Linked DNA regions of Homo sapiens: region 1 is linked to region 2. The links are chromatin contacts, found by Hi-C or POLR2A ChIA-PET in ENCODE. All regions are on one chromosome and are shown on one strand. Each heading gives the region's core, a stretch centred on a gene start or an enhancer-like site at or near the end of the contact. The rest is flanking DNA. Distances are from core to core; before and after follow the strand shown. Region 1 holds the start of NTHL1 (nth like DNA glycosylase 1). Region 2 holds the start of ANTKMT (adenine nucleotide translocase lysine methyltransferase).

Region 1 (4,728 bases), core at 794-3,293, 1.3 Mb before region 2:
ATTGAGATAAAACATAACATGAAATACAATTTCAAACTGCACAATTTTTTTTTAGACGGAGTTTTGCTCTTCTTCCCCAGGATGGAGTGCAGTGGCGCGATCACGGCTCACTGAAACCTCCGCCTCCCGGGTTCAAGCAATTCTCGTCTCAGCCCCCCGAGTAGCTGGAATTACAGGCGCCCACCACTATGACCGGCTAATTTTTGGTATTTTTAGTAGAGACGGGGTTTCGCCATGTTGGCCAGGCTGGTCTCAAACTCCTGACCTCAGGTGATCCACCCGCCTCGGCCTCCCAAAGTGCTGGGATGACAGGCGTGAGCCACCGCACCCAGCCAGGATGGACTATATTTTATTCATCAGTTGATGAACGTTTTAGTTGTTTCTAAGTAGAAAACTTTACAAGTGCAAAAATTCAGCATTTACTCATGGGCAAAACACAATGCCAGGCATGTGTGACAAAGACACAAACACACATAAAAGATAACGACCTAGCCCATGTGCGATGGCTCATGCCTGTAATCCCAGCACTTTGGGAGGCCAAAGCGGGCAGATCACCTGAGGTCAGCAGTTCAAGACCAGCCTGGCCAAGATAGTGAAACTCCATCTCTACTAAAAATACAAAAATTAAATGGGTGTGGTGGCACGTGTCTGTAGTCCCAGCTACTCAGGAGGCTGAGGCAGGAGAACCACTTGAAACTGGGAGGCAGAGGTAGCAGCGAGCAGAGATTGTGCCACTGCACTCCAGCCTAGGCAACAGAGCAAGACTCAGTCTCAAAAAAAAAATAAAATAAAGAACCTACTTCTCCCAGGAACTCACATCTTATCATGTAACACCTGGACATATCCTTACCTGTGAAGATGATGATACTCAGGCCTCATCTATAAGATGGGCTTTCTTTCATCAACATCTGAATAGTAACTCAAGTGTGCCTGAACCAGGTCACCAAGATCCTGACTTTCGAAGTCTCCTGAGGAAGGACATGTCGGCCTCCAAGTACTGGAGACAGCATTCCTGTGTAGACAGTTGCCAGCAACCCGTCTCCCACAGAACCTGGTGCAAGACCAAACCCAGCCTTCTCTGCATTTCCCTCTAGCCTAGCAAAGACACAGGTAGCTCACTCACTCTCAGTATTTCCGCGGTGATGATAAACTCCGTCTGTTTACCCTCTGCAGACCTGGGATTTGGCCTCGGTGTTCCCAGTCCCAACAGAATCTTAAACTTCTCCTTCAAGCCTGAATCTTTGCTTGTTGGTTTGGCCATGGTGGACCAGGACGCACCAGAAAACCCCTCTGTGCAAACGAAACAGGAATGGGGACATCTGAGCAACACCTCTGCCCACCTTCCCCACTGCGGACCTCCAGCCGTCAGGACCCTGGGTCTCTGGTGGGCATAACCTTTCCTCCCACACTCCCTGGGAGAACTCAACTACAGCCCAGCTGACCAGCTCGCAAACAGGCACCTAGGAAAGCCCGGGAGACACCAGGCCTGGTCTAGAGAGCTCTCTACTCAGACGCTGCCGCCCGCCCCGCCCGACTCAGTGCACGGGTTAGGACTGCCGCCGCGAAGTCCTGGGAGCCCCGACGTTTGCCGTCTCTCCTCTACCCATGTGAAGCAGGAGCTGTCACGGAGCCGCCTGCAGCAGAGACCCGTTCGCACCCGCCATGACTTAAAACTAAGGGATGCTCGGAGCTCCGGAGTCGGGTTGCAGTGGGCGCGGGTGAGGGCCCGGGACCCGGACACTGCGGGGTCCGCCTCTCTAGGCCGCTGCCCCGTGGGGACCGCCACTTGCCCCGTGGGGACCGCCACTTACCCCGCGCCGCGCCACCGCGCTCCGGGCCGCCCCGACGCGGAGAAAGGCGCACCCCCCTGGCCCCGGGACGCCGCCGGAAGCGCGACCCGCACTTCCGGTAGCGGCATTGCGCGGAGGGCCGCCTTGGGAGCTTGCTGGGAGTTGTAGTTCTGTGCCGCCCTCTGGCGGAAAGGCCGGCGATCCTTGCATCACGTGACGGGGCCGCATGGGCCGCCGGGATGTGTAGTCCGCAGGAGTCCGGCATGACCGCCTTGAGCGCGAGGATGCTGACCCGGAGCCGGAGCCTGGGACCCGGGGCTGGGCCGCGGGGGTGTAGGGAGGAGCCCGGGCCTCTCCGGAGAAGAGAGGCTGCAGCAGGTAGCGCCGCGCCGTGGCTGGAGCGTGGGAGGAGGCGGGATAGGGGCTGCAGGCTGGAGTCCCGGGCCGCCTCCTGCGGCTCCCAGCTGCGCGGGCAGGGGCTGCAAACCCGGCAGCCGCGAACGGTTCCCACGTGCGGCCCTGCGTTCCCACCTTGCGCCTTTTTCCCAAAGATTGCGGTCCGCAGGGGCTGGGTTTCGGGCGCTCCGCTCCGCTGCCCCCTTTCGCCCCAAGCAAGAAAACGCTTCCTTTCCCACCACTCTGTCCGGGACTCTCCACTCCAGGCTCTGTGGGTCCCATCCCCGCCCTCCTGCAGTGAACTTGCTGTCCTCGGAGAGGCTGGGTGCCAAGGACACACGCAGCCAGAAGCCTGCTCCCCCAGCTCGGGGGAGGGTGCCTCTGAGGGAAAACAGGAAAGGGCATGGCACTTATTATATTTATCCTGCAGCCGTTGAGGACCTGCTGGGGGCCAAGCACTGCAGTGAGCAGTGAGGGACACGGACAGGGCCTCTGCGCTAGTCCCGCTGGGACTTCTGCAGAATTGGCCAGAGCTGGATTCCCATAGGCACCCAGGGACCCCAGGGGTAGTCCAGACTATGTCAGGAGGAACTGGTGCAGCTGGGAGCAGGCAGGTGGTGATGCCAGCCAGGGTGGCAGGAGCTTTGATGCCAGGATAGAGTTTGGAGTTTATTATGACAGTAAACGGAAGTCAATTAGGAGGTTTTGTTGTTTGTTTTGAGATCGGGTCTTGCTCTGTCACCCAGGCTGTAGTGGAGTGTTGTGATCTCAGCTCACTGCAACCTCCGCCCCCCAGGTTCAAGCAGTTCTCCTGCCTCAGCCTCCCAAGTAGCTGAGACTATAGGCCCCTGCCACCACACCCGGCTAACTTTTGTATTTTTAGTAGAGATGGGGTTTTGCCATATTGGCCAGGCTGGTCTTGAACTCCTGACCTCAAGTGATCCACCCACCTCGGCCTCCCAAAGTGCTGGGATTACAGGCTTGATCCACCGCGCCCGGCCGGCCAGGATTTTTTAAAAGGGAGTGACACAACCTGATGTGGGTGTTAGCAGACTGTCTCTGGTGCAGTATAGAAGATGTATTGGGGGCACCTTGGTACAGGCTGTTGCTAGAGTCCTCATGAGCTAACATGGACCTTGTCAGGGTCGCTGGCATAAGGAGGGCCCACATACCCCAGACTGCAGAGGGCAGAGCACCCCAAGTGTATTAGATGATGGACAGTTGTGGCATGAACGAGTGAGGGGTGAGCTAGCAGGCGGGATGGCACCCCTACCCTACCTTCACCTGTGGCCCCACCAGAGGGACTGCGTGGTGCTTTTTGCAGAAGCGAGGAAAAGCCACAGCCCCGTGAAGCGTCCGCGGAAAGCACAGAGACTGCGTGTGGCCTATGAGGGCTCGGACAGTGAGAAAGGTGAGGGGGCTGAGCCCCTCAAGGTGCCAGTCTGGGAGCCCCAGGACTGGCAGCAACAGCTGGTCAACATCCGTGCCATGAGGAACAAAAAGGATGCACCTGTGGACCATCTGGGGACTGAGCACTGCTATGACTCCAGTGCCCCCCCAAAGGTAGGCAGGGGCCCCATCTGCCCAGATGACCCCCCATCTTAGCAAGGTCCTTGTTTTCTTTCTACCCGGTGGCTTTTGGCTGGCACCCTCCCCTGCAGACAGCACCTTGGGAGGATGGACACCCGGTGCCCCAGAGCATCGCCTGCATCACTGTAGCCACTCAGCAGGTCAGGACACCAGTGGTTTAGGGCCTCGTGCTCGAACTTCTGCCCAGTGCAGGCGTGACCTGGGCTTTGTGTGATATCAGGAAGGAAGAGTTCCTTTTGCTTCACGGTCCCAGGGCCTGAAACCCTTAGACCAAGCTGAGTTCTAATCCCTATTCTGCTACCAGGTGGCTTGGATACAGGCCTCTCTGAGCCTCAGTTTGCTTGTCTGTAAAATGGGTAGTATGGGCCAGGCATGGTGGTTCAGGCCTGTAATCCCAGCACTTCGGGAGGCCAAGGCGGGTGGATCACCTGAGGTCAGGAGTTCGAGACCAGCCTGGCCAATGTGGCGAAACCACGTCTCTACTAAAAATACAAAAATTAGCCAGGTGTGGTGGCAGGCACCTGTAACCCCAGCTACTTAGGAGGGCGAGGCAGGAAAATCGCTTGAACCCCGGAGGCGGAGGTTGCAGTGAGCCAAGATGGCACCACCACACTTCAGCCTGGGTGAAAGAGTGATACTGCATCTCAAAAAAAAAAATTTGTTTTAAAGGGTAGTGTGATGATTCACGAAGCAATCATAATAGTAGTGGCCAATGGCTGTTCAGTAGTGATGGGCCAGATACGATCGTGTTGGGTTTTTTTTTGAGACCAAGTCTTGCTCTTGTTGCCCAGGCTGGAGTGCAGTGGTGAAATCTTAGCTCACTGCAACCTTCGCCTCCGAGGTTCAAATTATTCTCCTGCCTCGGCCTCCCGAGTAGCTGGGATTACAGGCATGCACCACCGCACCCAGCTAATGTTTGTATTTTTAGTAGAGACGGGGTTTCACCACGTTG
Region 2 (5,259 bases), core at 928-3,427:
TGGGGGGGGCGCCACAGGAGCACGGGGGGGGCCCATGCCTCCCTCACTCACTCCCAGGTGTCCCCTCCCGGCTCTGGGAACCTGACTCAGCACGGTCACGTCTGTCCCTGTGTCACCATGCCAGCTCTCAAAACCACTCCTCCTTTCCTCTCCCCTCACAGGGGCCTGGACGCTGCATCCTGGGCCCAGATCCACCAGAAGCTCCGGGACTTCTCCCGCAGCACCCAGGTAGGAGGCAAGGGCTGGCCCAGGCCCATCCTCACGCCATGCCCCAGCTCATGGCTTACATCCCCATGCCAGGCAGAGCTGGAACGGGAGCGGGCACAGCTGCTGGTCCGGGCCACGATGGCTGAAGAGCAACTTTCTGAGCTACAGGAGTACGTGGACCAGCACCTGGGCAGGTGGGCAGAGGGAGCTGGGTGTGACCCCAGGGCCCTGGTCTGGTTGGAATGAAGGATGATGGCTGCCTCAGGCGCTAAAAGCAGACCTGTCCACAGCTGGGCAAGTCACTTAAGCATGGTTCCTCTGAGCAGGTACAAGCACGAAATCCTGAGGCTGAGGAAGCTGGCAGGTGCAGGGGACCCCTGGAAAGTGGGGGCTGTGCCTCCAGCCAAGCCCCAGCATCCAAGGACCGGCAGCCACTAGGCCGTCTCCCAAGGAGCAGAGCAGAGCAGAGCTCCTCAGCCAGCACAGAACCCTCCCACCCAGCCCCCCATAAAACATGAGTCAGGATAGAACCCACAGAGTCTTTATCGTGTCTAATACTCAGCTGGCCTGAGAAATAAGGCCCCCCGGGATGGGGGCAGAACTAGGTCCGGGGGCAGCCTGGATGGGTATCCGCGAGGAGGCGGCCTCCCCAGCCTGCCCACCCTCAGGAACATCATAAGCCCATACTCGGTCCAGGCCCTCGCCAACCGCGGTCACAGGCTGCCAGGTGGGGAGTGGGAAGCGCCCAGACACCACGCGGGCCCCAGCAGGCAGCTCTGTCCGCAGCTTGTCCTCCAGCAGCGGGAGCTGAGGGAGAGAACAGCAGAGTAGAGGGGGCGGGGGCGGGGCCGGTAGAAAACAGCCGCGCTCACCCCCCTAGCCCCAAGCCTAGCACCCACCAGGCAGGCCCAGGCCTCAGAGCAGCAAACACCCTGGGGTGTGGCTGGGGCTTCCCAGCGGGGCTGGCAACCCCGCACCTACCACGCTAGGGGCCAGGAACACAGACACGTTGCGGCAGTCCCTCAGGCTCACCTGCCGGAAGAGAAGTCGCCCCGGCCGGGGAGAGGCCTGGTGGGCACCGGGTCATCGCAGCTTCCGAGTCCCGGCCCCCAGCCCTCGCAGGTGTCAGCCGCACCTTGGGCTGTCAGCGGGTGGCCAGGGATCCCCAGGTTACCTTCCAGAGATCCTTGCGGCGATAGCAGACGCTGCCGGCACAGCCGGCCCTCCAGGCGTGCAGCCGCGCCAGCGCCACCAGCCAGGGGTTCAGCTCGTAGCCCACGGCCGGGCGGAGGCCGCACCTGTGGGCCGCCAGCACCTGTGGGCACCGAGAGTGTGGGAACCAGGATGTGGGCAGGGGCGCCCGCCAGCAGGTGGGCGGTGTGGGGCGGCGAAGACCCAGACGCAGGCACTTACGATCCTGCCGTCGCCAGAGCCCAGATCCACCGTTTTTCCGGGGCGTCCTCGCAGCAGCGACAACACGTGCTCCACCTGCCGCGCGCTCGCGCCGACGTAGGGCACCTGGACCGGGTGGCGGCGAGAGTCCACTGGCCGCTCCCGCCCCGCCCGCAGCCCGGCCCGAACTACCACACGGCGGGGCGGAGCTCACCCCGGCCACGCCCAGACCTTGAGACCCTGAGCGGCAGCCGAGCTCCCCTGCCCGGCCTGGCCCCGCCCCGCACCTGCAGCCGCAGCGGCACGCGCCGGAAGCCGGGCTGGAGCAGCAGCGCCCACACCGCGTAGGCTGCCAAGCCCGAGCCGGCCGCCGCCTGCAGCAGCTCCAGCGCGCCCAGCCGCCGCTCGCGCAGCTCCGTCAGCGCCTCGACCGGGTCGTCCTGCTCCATGGCTGCGGGACGCGCGGCTCGTCCGCCCAAGGTCCTTCCCGGCTCGGGTCCGCGGCCCTCGCAGCCTGGCCTGGGGCTGGCGGTGTGCCCTCTGCCTCCTGCCGGGAGCCGCCGCGCGACACCGGAAGTGGCCGGCAGAGCCTGCGCGGTCGGTCCGTGGCGCTGTGCGCTCCGCCCAGCCCGGCTGCCCTCCCGCGGGTTCCGGCGAGCTGCAGCCTCGGGGGCTCTGCCCCGCCGCGTCCGGCTCCAAGCCTGCGAGGGTCGGCTCCGTTGGTCCGCTCTGCGGACCGCCGTTTGCGGCCTGTGCTGGCTGCTGGCGACCCGCGGAAGGGGACAGGCAGGCCCTGCCCTGGGGGAGCGCACGTGCCGGCGGGAGTCGGGATACACCCGGCGATCTCACGGGCTAGAGCCCCAGGGAAACGGGGCTGCGCGTCTTTGTCGTGGAATGAAGGGAAGTCTGCCTTGGAGAGGGGCGGTCCTGGCCCCAGAACCAGCCGGGGGCTCGCGTGGGGCGGCTGGAGCCCAGGGAGCCGGTGGGAAAGCGGCTCCCCGGGATGAGACAGCGTCCAGGCGCCAGCACCCCCATGACTCTGCCTCGGGGAGACTGCTGGGGGCGCTCCGCTGACTCGGACACCCAGCGCCAGCCAGAGCCCGGGAGGACATCCTTCCATTTCCCTCCTACAGCCTGAGCGATGAGCCCCAGTGGGCGGTGAAGGGATGGGGGGTGGGGTCTGAGGGAGAAGGGCATGGAGGAGGGGCTGACACGGAGGAGAGCTTGAGCAGGCCCAAGAAGACAGATGCTGGCTCTCAGGCGAGTGTGGTGGGAGGAAAGCCGGATGTCACAGGCGGGGGCCTCTGGCACCTGCCAGCTACAGGGAAGGCAGACAGCCCCGGGAGTGGGGAGATCACCTTCCTTCTCCAGAAAACAACACACAAAAAGACTGAGTTCCTGGAGGTGACCTTGTGAAGCTGGGGGTGGGAAGCGCAAGTGGAAGAGCCGAGCTCTGGGTCAGGCAGCTGGGCCACGACCTCCACACCCAGGGTAGGGCTGAACACCCGTGAATGTCGGGGGTTGTCTATGCGTGCCCTGGCCTAGCTCCTCCTTAGCCATCCGTGGCTGGGGTCTAGAGCCCCTGCAGGGACAGAGGCTGCTTCCAGACATGGGTATGCCGCAGACCACAGCCCCCAGCTCCCAAGTGCAGAGTCTCACAGGCCTGCCCACGTTGGCCCCAGCCCCACCCAGCTCAGCGTGTCCTGTCTCCTGGGGGCCTGGAACGGCCCTCCCAGGAAAGGAAGGGTGTATGTACACTGAGCTCTAGGGGGAGCTGACAGCGCCCATTCCTGTCCTGCTGCCTGCATTATTCCCTGCACCTAGAGCAGTTACCTAGGAGGCTTACTGGATGAATGCACCTAATTGGACTCTAGCGTGCACTCTCCACTCTTCTTTTTTTTTTTTTTTTTTTTTTTTTTTTTTTTTTGAGACTTGAGTCTCGCTCTTTCGCCCAGGTTGGAGTGCAGTGGCGCAGTCTTGGCTCACTGCAACCTCTGCCTTCCAGGTTCAAGTGATTCCTCTGCCTCAGCCTTTTGAGTAGCTGGGATTACAGATGCATGCCACCATGTCTGGCTAATTTTTTGTGTTTTATTAGAGACGGTTTCACCATGTTGGCCAGGATGGTCTCCATCTCCTGACCTCATGATCTGCTTGCCTGGGCCTCCCAAAGTGTTGGGATTACAGGCGTGAGCCACTGCGCCCAACCTCCCCACTCCTCTCCCGTCCACACCAGGCACTCTGCTGCTTGGCCTTTGGGCACTCTGCAGCCACCTGTACCTGTGTGAACTGGCACTTGCCTGGCGGTGTCTGTGATCCACAGGCCCCAGGCTCCTGTAGCTCCTGCCCACCTGCTCACCCACACTGTCTCCCTATCTCCCATGCCACTTTGGCCACCTGTCCCCAGGGCAGGCATGAAGCCCCTGGTCTAATGCTCCAAGACCCATTTGGGCACCGTGGTGCTCCTGTGGCCCTGTGTCTCATGAGAAGACAGCTGGTTGCAAAGCCAGGGCTTTCTCTGGGAGGGTCTGTAGGTGCAAGGCTCAGGCACTTCCTGAGACAGGTAGGTAGAAGCCAGGGTTCGGCCAGGGCCCAGCCCAGGGTGTTTGTGAACAGGTGGACTTGGGTGTGGCTGAAAAGGAGAGGTTGTAGGAAGCTGGCCAGAGAATCAGGGCAAGTGCCAAAGGTAAGGGGGTTGCTCGGCCCACGGGAAAGCCTCTCCAAGACAGGAGTGGAGGAGGCGGTGCAGGAGGGCACACGGGCTACCTCCTTTTCTAGTGTTTGCAGAAGTGTTTGGGCTGGGGGCAGATGGATGTAAGGCTATGGGCCCCAGGGAGTGGTCAGGGCTGAAGATGAAAAAGTGGAGGTTGTCCAAGGGTTATTGGAGGCTGCCCCAGAGGAGCGGTCCTGTGCCTGAGCCCTCAGCGTGCCACAGTTGGGAGAGGAGAGAAGCAGCAAGGAACCTGAGGAGGGGCAGAAGGTGGGAGAACCCCCACAGTGCATGACACCCAGTGGCTGCGCTCCTCACCCATCCTCATCAGCCCTGCGGCAGGCAGGTGATCTGTGTGAAAGGGTAAGTCTCTTGCACGTGCAGTGGAAGTCCCAGGGCGGCGCTGGAGGTGACCCCCCTCCCCAGGTGTCCACAGAGGGCATGGCACTCATCAGGCATCTGCATCCGCTAACCTAGAGAAAGGACCGTGTTTGTGGGCCCTGCACAGCTGTGTCCCTCACACAGCCTCAGTTTCCCCCTTGAAAGCTGGGGGCTTCATCTGCCTGGGCAGGGCCTCTGGCCTCCACCCCCACCCCGGCCCAGGCGAGAATGGAAAGCCATTTCTGGGGCTCAGCCCAGGGGTCCCTGGCCCTTGAGCCATGGCTGTCTCTTTCCCAGGATCCGAGGGGTTGGGGTGAGAGGAGGCAGCTCACACAGGGCCAGGTGTCCTGGAACACCCCCACCCAGGGGCTTTTAGCCTCGGAGCCTTGGGCTGTGGCTGTCCCAAACCTCACTGGCCCTTTATGCGGCTGAAAGGCCGAGGAGGAAGGCGGAGACAGTGACAATGGGGCCAGTGGCGGGAAACGGTCCTTAGAGACCCCATTGTGCACCCCGCCCGCCGGAAACAGGCAACAAGCAGGACCCTGCAGAGGGGACCCCACACCCTTCGGGCT

What was found. Hi-C counts contacts between places; a loop is a spot of excess contacts on that map. ChIA-PET counts read pairs that join two places held with the same protein, here RNA polymerase II (POLR2A). Pooled maps may share reads with other maps.
Region 1: a pooled map shows a loop between it and region 2 (6-fold over the local background). The contact joins the promoter of NTHL1 here to the promoter of ANTKMT in region 2. A Hi-C loop is called at or near these places in 1 of 50 pooled maps. POLR2A ChIA-PET finds 5 or more read pairs at or near these places in 2 of 52 experiments (HEK293 and activated CD4-positive, alpha-beta T cell).

The regions. Positions count from the first base shown.
Region 1 is chr16:2,045,149-2,049,876 of GRCh38, reverse strand. It overlaps NTHL1 (nth like DNA glycosylase 1), which reads left to right and starts at 2,043. Exons shown (of 6, transcript NM_002528.7): 1 at 2,043-2,168; 2 at 3,511-3,749. The coding sequence starts at 2,054. TSC2 (TSC complex subunit 2) reads right to left here and starts at 1,892. Exons shown (of 42, transcript NM_000548.5): 1 at 1,812-1,892; 2 at 1,124-1,290. The coding sequence starts at 1,261. RefSeq lists a silencer at 1,629-1,858 and enhancers at 1,949-2,038, 2,489-2,548, 2,140-2,639.
Region 2 is chr16:718,064-723,322 of GRCh38, reverse strand. It overlaps ANTKMT (adenine nucleotide translocase lysine methyltransferase), which reads right to left and starts at 2,177. Exons shown (of 5, transcript NM_023933.3): 1 at 1,887-2,177; 2 at 1,621-1,725; 3 at 1,382-1,522; 4 at 1,189-1,239; 5 at 733-1,014. The coding sequence starts at 2,048. The coding sequence ends at 766. METRN (meteorin, glial cell differentiation regulator) reads right to left here. Exons shown (of 4, transcript NM_024042.4): 4 at 3,668-5,259. CCDC78 (coiled-coil domain containing 78) reads left to right here. Exons shown (of 14, transcript NM_001378030.1): 12 at 162-228; 13 at 301-401; 14 at 534-741. The coding sequence ends at 645. RefSeq lists a silencer at 1,617-2,536 and enhancers at 2,187-2,893, 2,894-3,601.